2 separate regions of the Homo sapiens genome follow, and region 2 is linked to region 1. The links are chromatin loops, found by intact Hi-C in ENCODE. Cell type or tissue: A673. All regions are shown on one strand. Each heading gives the region's core, and the rest is flanking DNA. Links, peaks and the distances in the headings are about the cores only. Region 1 overlaps COL25A1 (collagen type XXV alpha 1 chain). Region 2 overlaps COL25A1 (collagen type XXV alpha 1 chain).

Region 1 (8,749 bases), core at 2,562-7,561:
CCAAAGCCAAATGAAGAAATCAGCTAAGGTAGGGAGGATCAGATGCTTGCAGAGTGGAATATTGATGCTGTCAATCATACACTTGAAAATGTTTGAATAACATTGGCTGTCAAATGTGTGGTTTCTTTTAGGTTGTTCTAATTTCATTCGGGTTCTTTAATTTGCACATCAACACTGAGGCATTATCCTAGAACACCTCCCTTTGCCGATTCTGACTTCTTTAAAATTTGAAACTTTTTCAGGAGAGTCCAGATGGCGCCTCTATCAATTAACTCTGAGAATCACACTCCAGTTTAGCACTTCCAGTGAGGGGCACTTGGAGAGTACTGATATATGATCCAGTTAAGATAGTTAACATGCTGAGTAAATACAAGAGTAACACTTTACGCTGCACACCATTTGACTGAAACTATGCCTTCAAAATTCTTAGCAATTTCATTTGCTCTTCTGGTTAATTCTGCTCCAGCACTGAGACCTGATACTCTTGTGACATTGTGGAGCTATCGGAAGTAGCAGCTGATTTACCACACGGTAAACCCTCTTGAGCCCCAGGGCATTCTGCCAAAACACTGCCTGAGATTTGCTGCTCCATTTTTAGTACATGGGCTGGGTTTCTTCATACAATGCTTGAAAGCCAATCTGCATCAGCAGCGTTGAGGCTTTTAGCTTTTAAATATTTTTAATTAAGATGATCTTCAGAAGTCATTGGTTTGATCTTAGAAATATGACAATTGCACATTCAGATTACATGTTCCCTTAGAACTCATCTCTTTCTACAAGCATTCTTGGATAAAGCCAATCTTCATCACTGTACAGCTTGTACTATTTGTATTATTTTGGCCTCATTCTCTGGTTATTTCCTTCATGCATTTTTTTTTCTCTGCAATTAGATTGTAAACTCTTCTAGGTCAGGAAGAATAGCTGTTTTTTTTGCAGCATTCAGTATATATTAATAAATATTAATAAAAATATTAATAAAAGACCAAGAGATAATTAATCAATTATAATGGTATTATTCAATGTACTGAAGCAAATTAGCAAAATAGGCTTTACCTAAGTGGGAGGAGAGTTTCCATTTCACACTAGTAATACCATGCTTTGCACATAGTAGCATTTGGTAAATATTTCCTGAATGAATGAGATCACTCTACAGAACACAGAATTATGGAATTGGAAGGTATGTTAAAGAAATGACTACTGGCCCTCTTTTTTTAAAGCAAATTATCTCAGACTGATGAAAATCTATCTAGTTTTTAAAAGACCACAAACTTGCACAGTGAATCATTCCGACATTTTGAAGACTTCACTATTAAAATACTTTCTTTATATCCTCTCCTGGATGGTAGGGAAATTGATGACATAATTCCACTCAGACACACAAAAATAATTCTAAGATTTCCAAGGTGAGGAAAAGAAATAGTGGGAGAAAAACAGAAAGAGAGAGAGGGGGAGAGAGAGAGAGAGAGAGAGAGAGAGAGCGCATGCATGAGAGGGAGAAGAGAGAAGAAAGTTCCAGACAGATGACCATTTATCTTCCATTCTGAATGTCTTTTTTCCCCCAAAAGATATGGAAACATGGCCTAGCAATAGAGAGGTTAGTGAAAGGTTTTCATTTTATAATGCACTGAAATTATTTCCTTATGGTTAAAGAAAAACAGCCTATCCTTTAGCTTTAAAAAAGGGGGAGCATTTGTAACTGTGCAGAAAAGAATACTTAGGTTTCATTATTTCCTTTGGAAAAAAGTTATAACCTGCTCTGAATGAGTACAGTAGCTTTATATAAAAGATTATCAACCAGAATACATACTCCGGAAATTTTAGCTCCATTGACTTCGACTTTCTGGATAAAGGCCAAATGAAAATATCTTCCTTATGGGTGAAGGAAGAATCATCTGAGCTATTTATTTTAGCTATGTAAATGTATGTATTGTTTTTATTAAGGCAGCCGTGTTCTATTTTATGCTCTGTGGTTTTCTTCTCTCAATATTAGGACTCTGAATAGAACTTAGGATGGTATCTCTTTTTATTTAATATTAGATAGCCCTTTATTTCTTCTGAAAAATGAACAGTTAAATTAATATGGAAAAGCCATGCTCTGTGTTTTCTTTAGTACAAGCTTAATAACCTCAGCAACAACTTACTCTTTCTCCTTTGGGACCTGCAGGGCCATGGGGTCCCATAGGACCATCTGTACCCTAAAAAAAAGATAATATGAGATATATCACAAGGGCTGCAAGAATAGCAGTTATAATTTATCCTGGATTTTTCCTAGGTGAATGGTGCCTAAGAATATCAGTAAGACAACTCATCTCCTTTCAAAGTGCTTTATGCTTGATTATTTCAGGCCAGCGGTTTTCAAGAAACTCATGCAAAAAGGATGAAGTATATAACTGCATGTTTCAATGAAAGGCACACACGAAAAGCTGCATATCATATTTAATTATATCTTTTTCCTCTGACTAAATAAAGCATCACTGGCTGGGTGCGGTGGCTCAAGCCTGTAATCCCAGCACTTTGGGAGGCTGAGGTGGGTGGATCACCTGAGGTCAGGAGATTGAAGCCAGCCAGCCTGGCCAACATGGTGAAACCCCGTCTCTATTAAAAACACAAAAATTAGCTGGGCATGGTGACGGGTGCCTGCATTCCCCTACTCGGGAGGCTGAGACTGTAGTGAGCCAAGATCGTGCCACTGCACTCCAGCCTGGGCAACAGAGCGAGACTCCGTCTCAAAAAATAATAAATAAATAAATAAATAAATAAATAAAGCATCTTCACTTTGCCCCATAATCTTAAGAAGAAAAATGTAATTGTTTTTCCTTCCTGTCACCTCTTCCTCAAGCCCTTTCTCTACACCCACTGCCACCCTTAACCGGGCGTGCTCTGAACTCTTGTTTTCAGCTGTTTAAGAGGCTTGAACTGTTACACAAGTAGAAGAAAATTATTAAGTAAATGAAAACAGTGTGTAACTGTTCAATCCAAAAACTTCCTGCAGCTCTGTTGGGGGCAGCAGGGGCTTACAGGAAAGGAATCATTCTTACAGATTCTGCGGCAGTGGCCAGTCACTAGGCTTACAACTCACAAACCAGGCAGCCAAGATGACTTAAAGGTATAATTCCCCTTTGTCCCCCTGGTTAGTTCAGGATTAGGATTTCTGCAGTAGAAGAGGTGATATTTGAATGAATGTAAGAACGCTGAGGTCCAGTGAAAATAATGATTGCCTGAAACAAGTTTTTAGAATTGAAAAGATGGGAATTTCTTTTAGATTCTTAAAACTGTAGCCAGGACTTCAAGTATACTTGCTCATTTCCAGTATGACTATGCTTAGATTCATAAAAAATTGATTATAATATTTGCAAATGTAGGAACTATTCCAGCATGATTTTTCTTTAGTATTCCCATTTCTGTTCTACTATTCTGGTTTATTCTGTGAGAGCTTTGTGATAAGAAAGAATTCAGAGTTTTAAATTCATTCTAATGTTGCTGAATTCTCATCAGCTTAACTGATATTTTTCTTACTGCCTGAATTCAAAGTTCACCTTCAGAAGACTTCTAAATACTGAGTATCTGTAGCTGAAATTTAAGAGCTGGAGCTGTTAAGAACCAAAGAAAAAAAGACAAAATGACAGAAGACAGACAAGTCATTTCTATGAACAGAAATTGAAAGTTAGTGCCAAGGAAGAAGTTACATTTGATGGACATCAGTCTAAAAGGAAAAGCAAGTTACAATAATTTCACATTATTTTAATCTCTTCAGAGGGCCGCTCTCATGGAATTGTAGGGGATGTCTGTCTATTGGTTCTGGAAAAATTCATGTGGAATTCTAAGACAATGAAGCCCATTAGTCTGGTCATTCTTCCCACCTAGCAAATTATCCAGACTTGAACACGAGCTTCACAAAGACATTCTGGCAGTTTAGCTGTTCTCCGGACAGAGTTGCAACCGTCCTCTGTCCACCTTTCCCCCTTTTGCCGCCATCTTTGTCCACCTTCCCCTTTTACTCCAGCTCTAAGTACACCCTCATCATTTGATGAGAGGACATGGAGCAAAGGGGTCTGTGCTGAAGCACATGATTCACAGCCACAAAACATGTCAGAGCAAGACAAGGGACTGACTCACCCGGGATCCTGGCTTTCCGTCTAAGCCAGATGCTCCCTGTGTGATTTGGTTGGTAGCAGGGTTGGTGGGTGTAACACGAATGACAAGAACAGAGATTAGTATGAGGTACCGATGAACAAATGTAACACTTCAAACAACATAATACGCAGTTACAGGGTTCTGGGATGAATATCACATTGCTACAAATTGTTAGTTAAAAAAAAAAAACACATGACAAACACCCCACAGATGATGGCATTTTAATGACATTTCTATTTGACAAGTTCTTATTTAGAAATCAAGCTAATGAAGTGTATAAACTGGGCTACAAAGTAGTTACTCATAACAGTTGCAGGCTTCTATCTAATTTCCATATGAAATTCATTTTCTAAAGACTGTGCTATTCACCATATATTTCTTTAGGTTCTGAAGAGAAAAGAACGGTAATTTCCTAAAAAAGCGCTCATTATAATAATCAATCAAATTTAGCATTTCAGAGGAGAAGAAAGAGCTCTGGTTATACTTGTTAAAACAGTATTTATGAATAACAAATACAGGGTTTTCACATGTTAGGATGACTCTTAGTGGATTTTACATGAACAATAATTACTCATTGTTTTCTGGGTTGTTCCTACTGTTCACACTACTTTCCACTAGAGGGACTTCTAGGAAAGGGAAAAAGCCAGAAAACAATGTGTGCGACCAAGCAAAAAATAACTTCCAAACTAAATTGTTTCTCAATTCCTTCAAATAATCTTTGCATCAAAGCCTGATGGGGGAAATAACTTTAAAAATCGAATGTTCTCAGACAATGCATGCTTTTCTTCACTTTGAACTCTAGGCTACAAATAAATAGCGTATGATTAAACAATGGCATTTTCAATGCTTGTTTCAAGAATAAGTACAATTATTTCTTTAATATGGTTTTTGTGTCTCAAAGCCCAAATATTTATTTATAGTCCTTTAAAAATATTGGTTAGACCAAGGAGTATTTAAGAAAGAAAATGCACTGGCCCTAAAAATTCTATTGTCAAGATTGCAGAACTATTTCCCAATTTTATGCTTCAGATGCAGTTAATAATACAGAATGGAAAAAAAAATCTATTCCAGATGAAAACTCTACCAATGATGTTATTCTACATACATTTTGAGTATTTTGAGTTTTTATTTTAAAATTTCTTCTGTATAATCCATGAGCCATACTATAACTGCAAAATACATACATTCTTTTTTTTTTTGAGATGGAGTTTCACCCTTGTTGCCCAGGCTGAAGTGCAATGGCACAATCTTGGCTCACTGCAACCTCCACCTCCCAGGTTCAAGCAATTCTCCTGCCTCAGCCTCCCGAGTAGCTGGGATTACAGGCATGCGCCATCGCACCCGGCTAATTTTTGTTTTTAGTAGAGACAGGGTTTCATCATGTTGGCCAGGCTGTTCTCGAACTCCTGATCTCCACTGATCACTTGCCTCCATCTCCCAAAGTACTGGGATTACAGGTGTGAGCCACAGTGCCCGGCTTACATACGTCTTTTTTTTTTTTTTTTTTTTTTTTTTTTGAGACGGACTCTCGCTCTGTTGCCCGGGCTGGAGTGCAGTGGCGCGATCTCAGTTCACTGCAACCTCTGCCTCTCGGGTTTATGCCATTCTCCTGCCTCAGCCTCCCGAGTAGCTGGGACTACAGGCACCCACCACCAAGCCTGGCTAATTTTTTGTATTTTTAATCGAGACAGGTTTCACCATGTTAGCCAGGATGGTCTTGATCTCCTAACCTGGTGATCCGCCCACCTCGGCCTCCCAAAGTGCTGGGATTACAGGCATGAGCCACCGTGCCCGGCCTTACATACGTCTTTTGTTAGCAATAATTACAATAAAAATATATATTGTTGTTCATTTGTTTAAGGCTAGCATAGGTACAGCTGTTAGCTAAATGTTGCATAAAAATTATCAATAGCCCTAAATTTTAAAAAAGGGCAGACTTTAAATAAATCAGATTGAAAGTTTAAATAAAATAGAAAATCCAAACTTTCTTTTGCCTTTTGATACCTTCTTCAGTTACATTATAACATTTGAAAACAAATGTAGGCCAGGCATAGTGGCTCACAGCTATAATCCCAGAGCTTTTAGAGGCCGAGGCGGGAAGATTGTTTGAGGCCATGAGTTAGAGATCAGCGTGGGAAACATGGCGAGACCCAATCTCTATAAAATATTTTTAAAAATAAAGCGCTTGAGCCCAGGACTTTGAAGCTGCAGTGAGCTGTGAGTGTATCATTAGACTCTAGCCTGGGTGACAGAGTGAGACACTGTCTCAAACAAAGAAAAAAGAAAATAAATGGGGAAACTGTAATAATTTTACACTGATAATATTATATCTACCTAGAATGCTGAAATAATGACTCACATATATTATAGAGGTTTTATGCCTATGGTCCATTGATCTAACTGGTGTGATTAAACCTATATTCTAGGCTGGGCTGGTGGCTCATGCCTTTAATCCTAGCACTTTGTGAAGCCGAGGCGGGTGGATCACCTGAGGTCAGGAGTTTGAGACCAGCCTGGCCAACGTGGCGAAACCCTGTCTCTACTAAAAATAGAAAACTTAGCTGGGCATGGTGGCATGCACCTGTAGTCCCAGCTACTCAGGAGGCTGAGGCACGAGAATTGCTTGAACCTGGGAGATGGAGGTTGTGGTGAGCCAAGTTGGCACCACTGCACTCCAGCCTGGGTGACAGAGAGAGACTCTGTCTCAAAAATAAATAAATAAAATAAACCTATATTTTAATACAAGGTTTATATCAGTCATTCAATAAATAAATAACTATTGACCATCATATGGTGGATGTATGTAAGGCACTTGCTATCAACTAGCGTGAAGTATAATAACCATGGCAAAAATGAAAAAGTGGTCATCAGCTTTTTTTTCCTCCCACATTTCAAATTGTGTATAAACTATATTCTGTTACTGATTTTATGTCATATTTTACTAATGTAATCTATATTGTTCTTTGTTGATTTGTATCTGTATTCACCAAATAGATAGCATATTAAAGGCTTGAAATTAAAGCCTCGTATTTAATAACAATTTAAAAAAATCTCCATTTAGTTGTTGTGGAAAGAAGGCTGACATAAAGAAAATGAAGAGCCTGGGGGAGATTCCTTCTTCATTAAAAATAAAAATCTCTAAACAACTGCAAAATACTTCTTTTATACGACTCACTATTGCCACAAGAACCTCATAACAGGGAATTTTCAAAACAAACAACATAAAACACGTAGAACATGATATGATTGATTAATGTAAGGAGCCACAGCATTGACCTCACTCCATCAACAATGGCCAATTCCATACCTGCCACCAACAGAGGGCTACAGTTTTTGGTATCCAAGGAGAAAAAACAGTTGAGGAAGCATTTTAAACTGCACTAGATTATAAAAAGTGTTTGGGAGAAACTATGAAATAATGAGCACAACACTTTTAAAAGAAGGGGACAATGGAAGAGGAATTGTCAGCCCTAAAAGAGGAAGGTTGGCATGTATGTAATTGAAGAATGACAGGACATTTATAGCATTGTTTGTTGTGGGTCTTCCTCTGACACAAGAGAAGACATCAGAGAAAACAAAACTGGGCTGAGCTCTGCTCTAATATAATATGTTTTCTAATTACAGAAACCTCAACAGTACGAGCTGCTGAGTAAACCAGAGTTATCATGTAGGGTAGAAAGAAAAATCTGAGATTTGCACTAAAATGGAAAGTTTTCTTTACTTACTGGAAGACCAAGGGGTCCTCTGTCACCCTTTTGACCTGGTTCACCCTTCAATCCTTTAACACCATTTAACCCTGGTTCACCCTAAATGCAAAAGCAAATGCCAATTTTGGTTGCTATTATGGGTGTTTAAACTGTGAGAGAAGAGAGCCAGTCTCTGAAATAGTTGCAGATTCCAGTTTTAGGAAACAGCAGAGTCAGGCTAGATTTGTCTTGCACGAAACATTAATTTTTAAAGTTAAAATAGTTACTAAACTGACATCAACAATTAATATTCTAGAAACCAAAACTCCCAAGAAAGTATGCTCCTTACAATAAAAATATGTATGGTTGAATTCCTAAATTTTTCAGTTCCATCTCAAGGAAATTCATGTTATACCACATTTTTATGATCAAATAATTCAAAGACAATCGAGTGGAGGATGCTGAAGAAGATTCGGTAGAAAAAAAAACCCACTCTGCTGGAATGGAAAACTGGAATATGCAGGACAGGGTTATAGACAGATATTTTAAGCCTTTAAGCATGTTGCCCAAGGGAATGAACTAAAAACGTAGCAGCTGATGTTTGAAGTAATGCCATTTAGCAAGTCCTCATTCACTGCCCTTGCCAAGTCAGATCCCTACATGGACTAATCAACAAATCACCAATCCCAGGAGAAAATATGAAGATCAAAGAACTTAGATGTAGTTTTACTAACTATCCATCTGCCCAGTGTTAGAATAAAGAAAGTATGAATTTAACTCAGCGTGACATTATAAAAGCCACGGTAAATGATAAATTCTTGACTCCATTTTTAAAAACCAAGGAATACAGTATACCTATTTTCCATCAGTAACGGCATGTTAGATATCAAGTTCTGACCTGTATACTTTTCAACTTTTAAGCGTAGACA
Region 2 (8,749 bases), core at 1,705-6,704, 110 kb after region 1:
TTACCCCGTGCTTCCCAATAGTGTTCACATCATAACATAGATTAGAAAGGCAGCTCAGGAGACAGACAGGAGGGGACAGGAAGAGGTAGGTTGAAGGAATTCTACTCTTCCCGAGCCACCAACCTAACCAAACATTTTTTCTACCAGCAAAAGATAAACAATTCATGGGGAACTGGGACCTGTGTGTCTATGAGTAAGTCCATGTGGAATCATTTCAGGACCATTTTTTTTTTTTAAATGACAGAGAACCAAAAGGCACAACGATTTTTCTCCGGGTAGAGATATTCAACAGTAGAAAAATTCTGAATCACTGTGCAAAGTTTGCTGTGCTAATTCATTTAGTCAGACCTGATCCCTTTGAAAATGGGATTTCTATTTCTATTTAAGCTAATAGGCATGCCCCTAAATTTAATCTCTCTTACAGCAGAGTCACTTAATTAATTCTCTCCTTTGACCTGCAGCATCTCTGTCGCTCCCCACACCTGGAATCTCTTTCTTTTTCTCCTGCAACAGCAATGTAGATATGTAGTCTTATGACCATTAGCATGTAGTAGGCCATATTACTTTTAACTTTTACTAATTTTCACTTTTTTATTATAGTCTGTCATATGACAGATACATTCATCACACATAATCTTGACCATAGTTGTAAACAACCAGGCTTAGTATAGAAAAAGATAAACTGAGATACTTGCCATCAAGCCTTGTTCTCCTGGCTTTCCTGGTTCACCCTTAAAAAAGAATAGTGATAATTTTAGTAACGCTGTAAGTATTTAAAAAAAAACCCTTCAATCATTTTTTCTTCTTTGACTGGGGCATGTAAATGTCAAATATATTTCTTCAGGTTAAATAGAGGAATGTAGCACATTAAAAGAGAGCTAATTTCCCTTCTACAAATAAACTTTACAAATTTAGGGTTTAATAAAATTAGTCTAGATTATCATGTCTTCTTTAGGATGACATAAAGATAATGACATGGTGTCTTTATGAGAACTCAGAACTTTCATACATAGGACAGAGAGACAATTGCTCTTAGTGCAGGTGTTTAATAAAATGAGCAGAGACTGATGTTAAATTTTGGTCTTCCTGGATTAATGACGGCTGAAGTAACATGTTTCATTAAATTTGATAGAGAAAATTACACTATATCATGACATTATCATTTTCTTATATTCAGATTGATATAGAATTATATTTTATTGTCATTATAATGACAGTCATTGGCTAAAAATATTTTTGTCTTAAATTGCCAATAAATATAGATATTGCTGGTCTTTCAAAATAAGTATTTCACAGTTTATTTTTATAGTCTTCTTCTAGCAAGGTATGATGACACATGCCTGTAATCTCAGCTATTTGGGAGGCTGAGGCAGGAGGACTGTGTGAGCCCAGGTCTTTAAGGCTATGATGTGCTATGACGGCGTCTGTGAATAGCCACTGCACTACAGCTTGGGCAACACAGCAAAGACCTCATTGCACACAAAAAAATCTTTTTCCACTTTGGGAGGCCGAGGTGGGCAGATCACGAGGTCAGGAGATCGAGACCATCTTGGCTAACATGGTGAAACCCTGTCTCTACTAAAAATACAAAAAAATTAGCCAGGCATGGTGGTGGGCACCTGTAGTCCCAGCTACTCAGAAGGCTGAGACAGGAGAATGGTGTGAACCCGGGAGGCAGAGGTTGCAGTGAGCGGAGATCACACCACTGCTCTCCAGCCTGGGTGACAGAGCGAGACTCCGTCTCAAAAAAAAAAAATCTTTTTCTAGCAGTCATCATAGTATATATAAATAAACTCTGAGACCATATACAGTTCAAGTTATATTTCTGAAAATTTTAAAACAAGTTAATTTGTCCTATGTGTAGAAAGCTCCATTTCTTACTTACATAAATAAACTATATTCATTTAAAGAATGATATAATTTTGGATTGTGTGGTTTGTCATACTTTACCTTTAATTTTGTTTTTAAAAAGTAATTTCTATCTTGAATTTCAGTATAGTATAGCATATAATGCTCAATGATCTGACTAATGTACCATCAAAATGGTTTTAACTACTTTTTGAAGAGACACTCACTGTATTTCTGTTGGCAACCAGCAATCAATGGGAGAGCTTTAAATATCCCTAAAGCTGTGGATCTCTCTACCTTTTGGAATATCATCATGAGAAAAAGCAAGGCATTAGAAGACAGTTACAGAATTCAACCACTGTCTTTGAAGGTTGAGTGAAAGCAGTCCTAACAACTAGCAAATCATATGTTGAAAGACAATTCCTCATTTTATATCAGCAAATTCACAGCAGCTTTCAGAAAGGGATATGGGCTTATGAGGCTGTCTCAGAAGTTTTAAAGTACGCTATATTCTCATAAAGAGTCATTCTTTTAAAAATGCATAAATATATGCATATAAAAATGAAAGAAAATATACCAAAACATTAATGAGTATTGTAAATATTGTAAACATTAATGAGTATGGTAAAAGAAAAAAATATTTTTTTCTTTTTGGTTTTATTTTCAAAAGTTTCTGCTTCGTGGATAAATATTTTCATTATTATTATGTACTACAAAAATACTATGAAAATAATTTGTTAAATAAATACATTGAATAAATAATTTAATCCAGTAATAAACCTTAATTTCTAGTCCTAAAGTCATAAAATAAATCTAAAATTTTTGACCTTTTCCATATATTTCTTTTAATTGCTGGGTTGCCTCTATGAAATCAAACCATTTATCTTCTGCCTTTTACTACTATATCATTGACACTTGACCAATCTTAGTAGCCAAGTATTGAGATTACTTTTAAATTATTTCTATGAATAAGCCTTACATACAAAAGACAAATGATATTTAAACCATACCCACTGATGTTTTAGCCATTCATTTTACGGTTATTAGCAATTTTGGGGGTTCACGTTATTTATAAGGGATTAAATATTAGAATATTTTACTTCCTCTACTTTCCATAAATAGTATAGGACTTTATTGGTCTGCTATTGAAACTTTGGAAAATGTTATTAGACTCCTACTTAGTTTTTCAGACTAATCTCCCATTTAAACCAAAGGCCCCGGTGCACACTACGGCAGTGAGGATACACCTGGGAATGGGCAACTCCAATCAAAGACTTCTTGAGGCTTACCTCAAAAACAGTTTAGTGGCTGCCTCCAGGTGTCTCTTGTGGTTTGCTTGGATTCCCAGTGTATTCAGTGGTAAAGAGGAATGCAGCTGGGAGTGCCCTGTGCTGCTTGGGGACTTTCCCATCATCTCACTTCCCTCAACCTACTCCACTCATCATCCCACTTCCCTCAACCCACTCCACTCACTTGACCCCCTGACCTGATGCCCCTCACCACCCTACTCCACCCTAGTTCTCAGCCCTTAACATGAAGCAAAACGTGTGAGAATAAGTGATCCAAAAAGCGACTCACGGGTACTCCTGGCATTCCACGGGGGCCATCTTTCCCTGTGTCCCCAGGTGGCCCTCTTGGGCCTGGAGGGCCAGGGGGTCCTGGAGGCCCTGCCTGTCCTTGGTCACCCTGTGATGGAGAAGGGAACAGACCAGCAATAACCATGAAAGATAAAGACCCAGGTCTTCTTTTCAGCACCTTAAATTTGTATTATCTAATTCACATTTACACTATGAAAAGAACCAGAACAACCACAAATATAAAGCCTGTAGGCAATTTGCTTCCCAGCAGGGAGCAAATAAATATTCATGCTGGGTGACTGAGTAGATGCTATTAAAATCAAAGCAGTTCAGGAACCAGCACTTCCAGTTCTTGGAAATAGTGTGTATGTTACCACTATAGTCAGAGCTGGTATAAAACGTGTGCATTACTTTATCCATAACAACACTGCATCAGTTACATTCACCTCATTTAATAAAATGGCTGCATTTATAGTTAGACAAATGTGTTTACTTTAAATTAAGCATATGAGGCTCCCATCATATTGCCTAATAATTTATAAATTACCAAATCTAGAGAGCTTAGAAACTGGATCTGTTAGTAGTTACAATTTATAATTTTTTAATTAAGAAAAAATTAGATAGGCTTTTAATATCTTTTTTGGTAATTTATCTAACATTTCAAACAAATGCAGCTCACTAAACTTAATTTTGTTTGAGGATATTTCCAAATAAATGCCCACATACCACCCACACCCCACCCATAAGAGATAAATCGTAAAGCAATAGGTACACAGAGCAATAACTGATGTAAAGAAGAAATCAGACTTCAGCAAGAATAAGCACTACCTTAATCAGGCGGCGTTTAATGAGCTGCTGATCAGCAGAGAGAAACCCATGATTGATTTTAGGAAACACCATCTGATCAGTCAGTTGAGGTCAAAGGTTGAAGTTCAGAGATGAGAGAGTTGAAGAATAGACATCAGAAGGCCCCAAGAAAGAAATAAAGATATCCACATTAGACTTATAATGATTATTAAACAAAATAGAACTGGCACTTATGTCTAACATTAGACCCACTGGCTCTTCTTGAAAGAAATATAATCCTGAAATGGGATGCTGAGACCAGAACTTCAGTAGTAATGAATATTTTTTGTGCCTCATCATTTCACTGTGGATGTTGGACCTTTTTAATGTAGTTTATTCCCAGAAACAGGTAAGCAAGTGCACCCCTGCATTCTTCAGTCTGAGCAGAAAGTCTAGAGACAAAATGCCAGTTCCATTTCCGTCAGACTTGTCAACCAGCATAATGTGGCGTGAACTCAACTGCCATTTTATTGACGCCTGAAGTCCAGAGAGAGTACTTAGGATTATTTAATTGACTGGAAAAATATTACAGAGCATTAGAATGCTTGTAAATTAAGCCATCAAGGCGTGGCATGGTTCTAGATTGCTATGCCCACCTCTGTTCACAGTACCTGTTTGATGTCAATATCCTCTCAAGTATGCTCAGGATACACCCTCTTAATAGATATTTGACCTCAATGATGCAAGTGGGGTCCCAAGTGCCCAGTAACTTGATATATACCATGAGAGGAAGCCAACGGGCTCGGCAAGCCAATTGAATGGTTCCTGCTCACGCTTATGCTGATTGCATTTCTGACTGTGCAGGCATGAGTGACAACCACAAACCTTGACGGTGAGGATCTGATTACTGTGCAGGGCAGCAACTGTGGGGAAGCCTGGCAGGCCCTATGGACATAGCACAGCACCAAAACAACACGACATAAAACGTCACACAGACATTTCACTAGGGGACAAACAAAACAAGCACATACCTAGCACCTCCCTTTCCTGGGACTTAGAAGTCTTGCCTCATCTGACATACCATAAACAAAATTAGACACATAAGGCCCCAAAATAAACCTTTTTTTTTTTTCTTTTTAAGATGAAGTCTCACTCTGTTGCTCAGGCTGGAGTGCAGTGGCCTGATCTAGGCTCACTGCAACCTCCACCTCCCAGGTTCAGGCAATTCTCCTGCCTCAGCCTCCCTAGTAGCTGGGATTACAGCCATGTGCCACCACGCCCAGCTAAGTTTTGTATTTTTAGTAGAGATGGGTTTTCAGTTTCACCATGTTGGCCAGGCTGATCTCAAACTCCTGACCTCAGGTGATCCACCGGCCTTAGCCTCCCAAAGTACTGGGATTACAGGCATGAGCCACCACATCTGGACTTTTTTTTTTTTTTTTTTTTTTTTGAGATGGAGTCTTGCTCTGTCACCCAGGCCGCAGTGCAGTGGTTACAATCTCAGCTCACTGAAGCCTCTGCCTCCAGGGTTCAAGTGATTCTCTGTCTCAGCCTGCCCAGTAGCTGGGATTACAGGTGTGCACCACCACGCCCAGCTAATTTTTGTATTTGTAGTAGAGACTGGGTTTCACTATGTTGGCCAGGCTGGTCTCAAACTCCTGACCTCAAGGGATCTGACTGCCTCGGCCTCCCAAAGTGCTGGGATTACAGGCGTGAACCACCATGCCCAGTCAAACCAATAATTTCTTAAAGCATGGAATAGGGAAACTGAGAGCTCATTGTCACTGAGCCTGGGGCAGGTACAATGGGATCTGTGTCTACACGGTGTAAAGAGTTTGCTACACGAAGCATTTCTGGAATCTTACTTACAAAATTACAACATCTTAATTACAAAATGTTAGTACAAAATGGAGATAACTATAGACACTGTTACGAAAACCACACTGTAATTTCCCTCAATTGACATTCTGTTTACAACTCAGGACATACAATACGTGTATTAATTCTTTTTTGGACAACAACAGGGAACAAAATTTTGCCATCAGATCATACTTATTCCCCAGAATAAACACAGCACACCTCACAAAATATAGTCTTGCCACCCACATATCAAAATTTCTCTCTCCAATCATATGATGAATCTCAGATCTCTCCTGTTTCAGGAATTCATGCAGAGGTGGTGGATGAAAATCTGTCTCTTACAACATGTGTATTTCATGTCAGGGGGATTTATGGTCACACTCTGCAGTAATCACTTCTGTCACATAACTTTTCCAAAAGAACTTGACAGTTCACACAACCCCTTAATGCAGAAAAGCGGTTTTGAATTCCTTATCCAAGGAGAACAGGGAGAGATGTTTTAGACACTCGTTCTTCAATAACTTGTACTAACTCCTCCTCCCAGGCGTTATCAATTGGGTAAGTCTGAGAGAGAAATTTTGGCTTTGTTCTATTTCTTTTCTAACAACATGTGAAACTAAAGCCTTTTATTCCTTTTTTTCAAAAAAAAAAAAACACAGAACATGTTTACCATATAAATAAAATAAACAACAACCACAGCAATACATGGCCTAGGCTCTCCCTCTTCCCACCCAAATTTATCTTGTGGATATTTTTAGGAAAGCCCAGGAAATTTCTACATTTTCTACATTTTTAATTTTATTAGTTTCATGAATATTTCACCCCCACATTCCTCATATTAGAGATATGTTTTTCATTTTAAGAAAGGCAGTAAAATTAGTTTGTAGTCTGAAGACATTTCTTCAGCTCTAATGCCTTTGACTCTCAGTCTTCGGTACTACAACTTCTCAGGAAGCAAAACAGAGAAAATCTTATCTCTTTTGCCAAATCCGTTCTGATAAGGCTATTAAGTGGCTGCGTAGTTTTGAGGTGACCTATGTCCTCTTTTTCTTCTCTCTAAATACAAGTCCTTTAAATATAGATTCTGCATAAATTCAGAAATGCTACAAGTTTGAAAACAGATGTATACAATTTGCTTTTGTTTTACTATGGAATATGAGTTTAAAATGTTATTAGATGGTAATGTGCCAGCATCTTTCCATCTGTGACTCATTAGCCCTATATTACACAGTCAGAATTTTATATATAAACCTCATATTTATGTAACAAAGAACAAAAACAGATACAAACAAGAAGTCTATGAGGGATCAGAATCTTGATTAGTGGCGATAAATCATAATGTCACTTGAAACAGGATTATCTAACAAAATAATTTTAAATTAAAAACCTTTTAGCAGCACACATGGTAGGACTTAAAAATATTTTGAAATTTGAATGTGTAAATAAGTCACTTCTTGTACTCATCTCTGAGCATGACCAGCTTTCTATTTGATCGTATTTTCAAAATGCTCACAAAAAAAAAAGCCTTAAGTTTTATAACTCCTTAGTTTGGGTTCTAATTTTAATGAGATCTAAAGAGAGAATTGGATAGGTAATTCTCACCTCAGAAAGACCTTTTTCCTCAAACAGAATAATCTCTATTTGAGGAAGCTGATTTATATTCCTCAATCATCTTGACTGTGAAAATGCTACCAATTAGGTGTTTAGTGCTACATTTTAAAGATATCATTAGCATGCTAGGCAAGGAATTTTTCAGGAGTTTACGTGTAGCAAAGTAAAAAGGGGACATGTGGACAGAGTTTCTTATATTCTAACAAAAATCCCATGATTTGGGCTGCAATGTGCTAGGACCCTGTGCTTTTCAAACTGGGGTAAAAGTAACCCTCAGAGTATATGCCAGCATCCTACAGAGTGTTTCAAAGCAATAATAAATATGGTACATCTTCCTAAAAAGTATATTTAATTAATGGCAAATAAATTTAAACATTATTATGTAAAGCAAACATCGATATATATTATAGGGTTTTAGCATTCAAAATTGAATATGTTTTAAAAATTTTCACCATTTGATGGTGGTAAAAAAAATCCCATTTCACAGGGGCTGCCTCCAGATCCTAGGTAGACACTGACTCTGCTTCTTGCACGAGTTCTTTGGAGGGTTGGTTTGTAAAGTACAGGTGTTGACACCTATCTTCAGTACAGGTGTTGACACCTTATGGCTTTGTGTGGCCATACCTGCTAGGCTTCTCTAGCTGCTCATACAGAGGATATAATTTTTATTAACCATACCATTTTTTCCCACAGTATCATTAGTCATAATCCTTTCTAAACAAATAGAATGGACATATTTTACTTGGTTTTGCATCTTAGAAAATTTGCCTGGTACACAGATGGTTTGAGTGGGTGTGGAAAAACAAATGTGCCTCCAGAAAAATATGGAGAAAACATCCAGGAATAAGCTGAATATTGAAATAATTTTTGTTATTGTTGTTGTTTTTTGAGATGGAGTCTGGCTCTTCACCCAGGCTGGAGTGTAGTGGCGCGATCTCGGCTCACTGCAACCTCTGCCTTCCGGGTTCAAGCAATTCTCCTGCCTCAGCCTCCCCAGTAGGCTGGGACTACAGGCATGCACCACCATGCCCAGCTATTTTTTGTATTTTTAGTAGAAATGGGGTTTC

The links. A loop is a pair of places that touch in the nucleus more often than their neighbours do. Peaks named below come from ENCODE experiments on the same cell type or tissue, not always from the same donor. Only the 100,000 strongest peaks of a DNase experiment are listed, where the experiment ranks them.
Region 2: a loop joins it to region 1, with 2.8 times the contacts of the local background. A loop is called at or near these places in 2 of 110 quality-filtered maps.

The regions. Positions count from the first base shown.
Region 1 is chr4:108,830,239-108,838,987 of GRCh38, forward strand. It overlaps COL25A1 (collagen type XXV alpha 1 chain), which reads right to left. Exons shown (of 38, transcript NM_198721.4): 32 at 2,142-2,195. Among named protein-coding and RNA genes, the nearest start is that of ETNPPL, 72 kb to the left of the region's middle. In A673, for the core only: CTCF peaks have their summits at 3,013 and 4,740; DNase peaks (open chromatin) are centred at 2,983, 4,133 and 4,753; H3K27ac peaks cover 788 bases.
Region 2 is chr4:108,937,113-108,945,861 of GRCh38, forward strand. It overlaps COL25A1 (collagen type XXV alpha 1 chain), which reads right to left. Exons shown (of 38, transcript NM_198721.4): 9 at 4,254-4,325; 10 at 3,427-3,534; 11 at 696-731. Among named protein-coding and RNA genes, the nearest start is that of ETNPPL, 180 kb to the left of the region's middle. In A673, for the core only: no CTCF peak of the experiment used is centred there; a DNase peak (open chromatin) is centred at 3,709.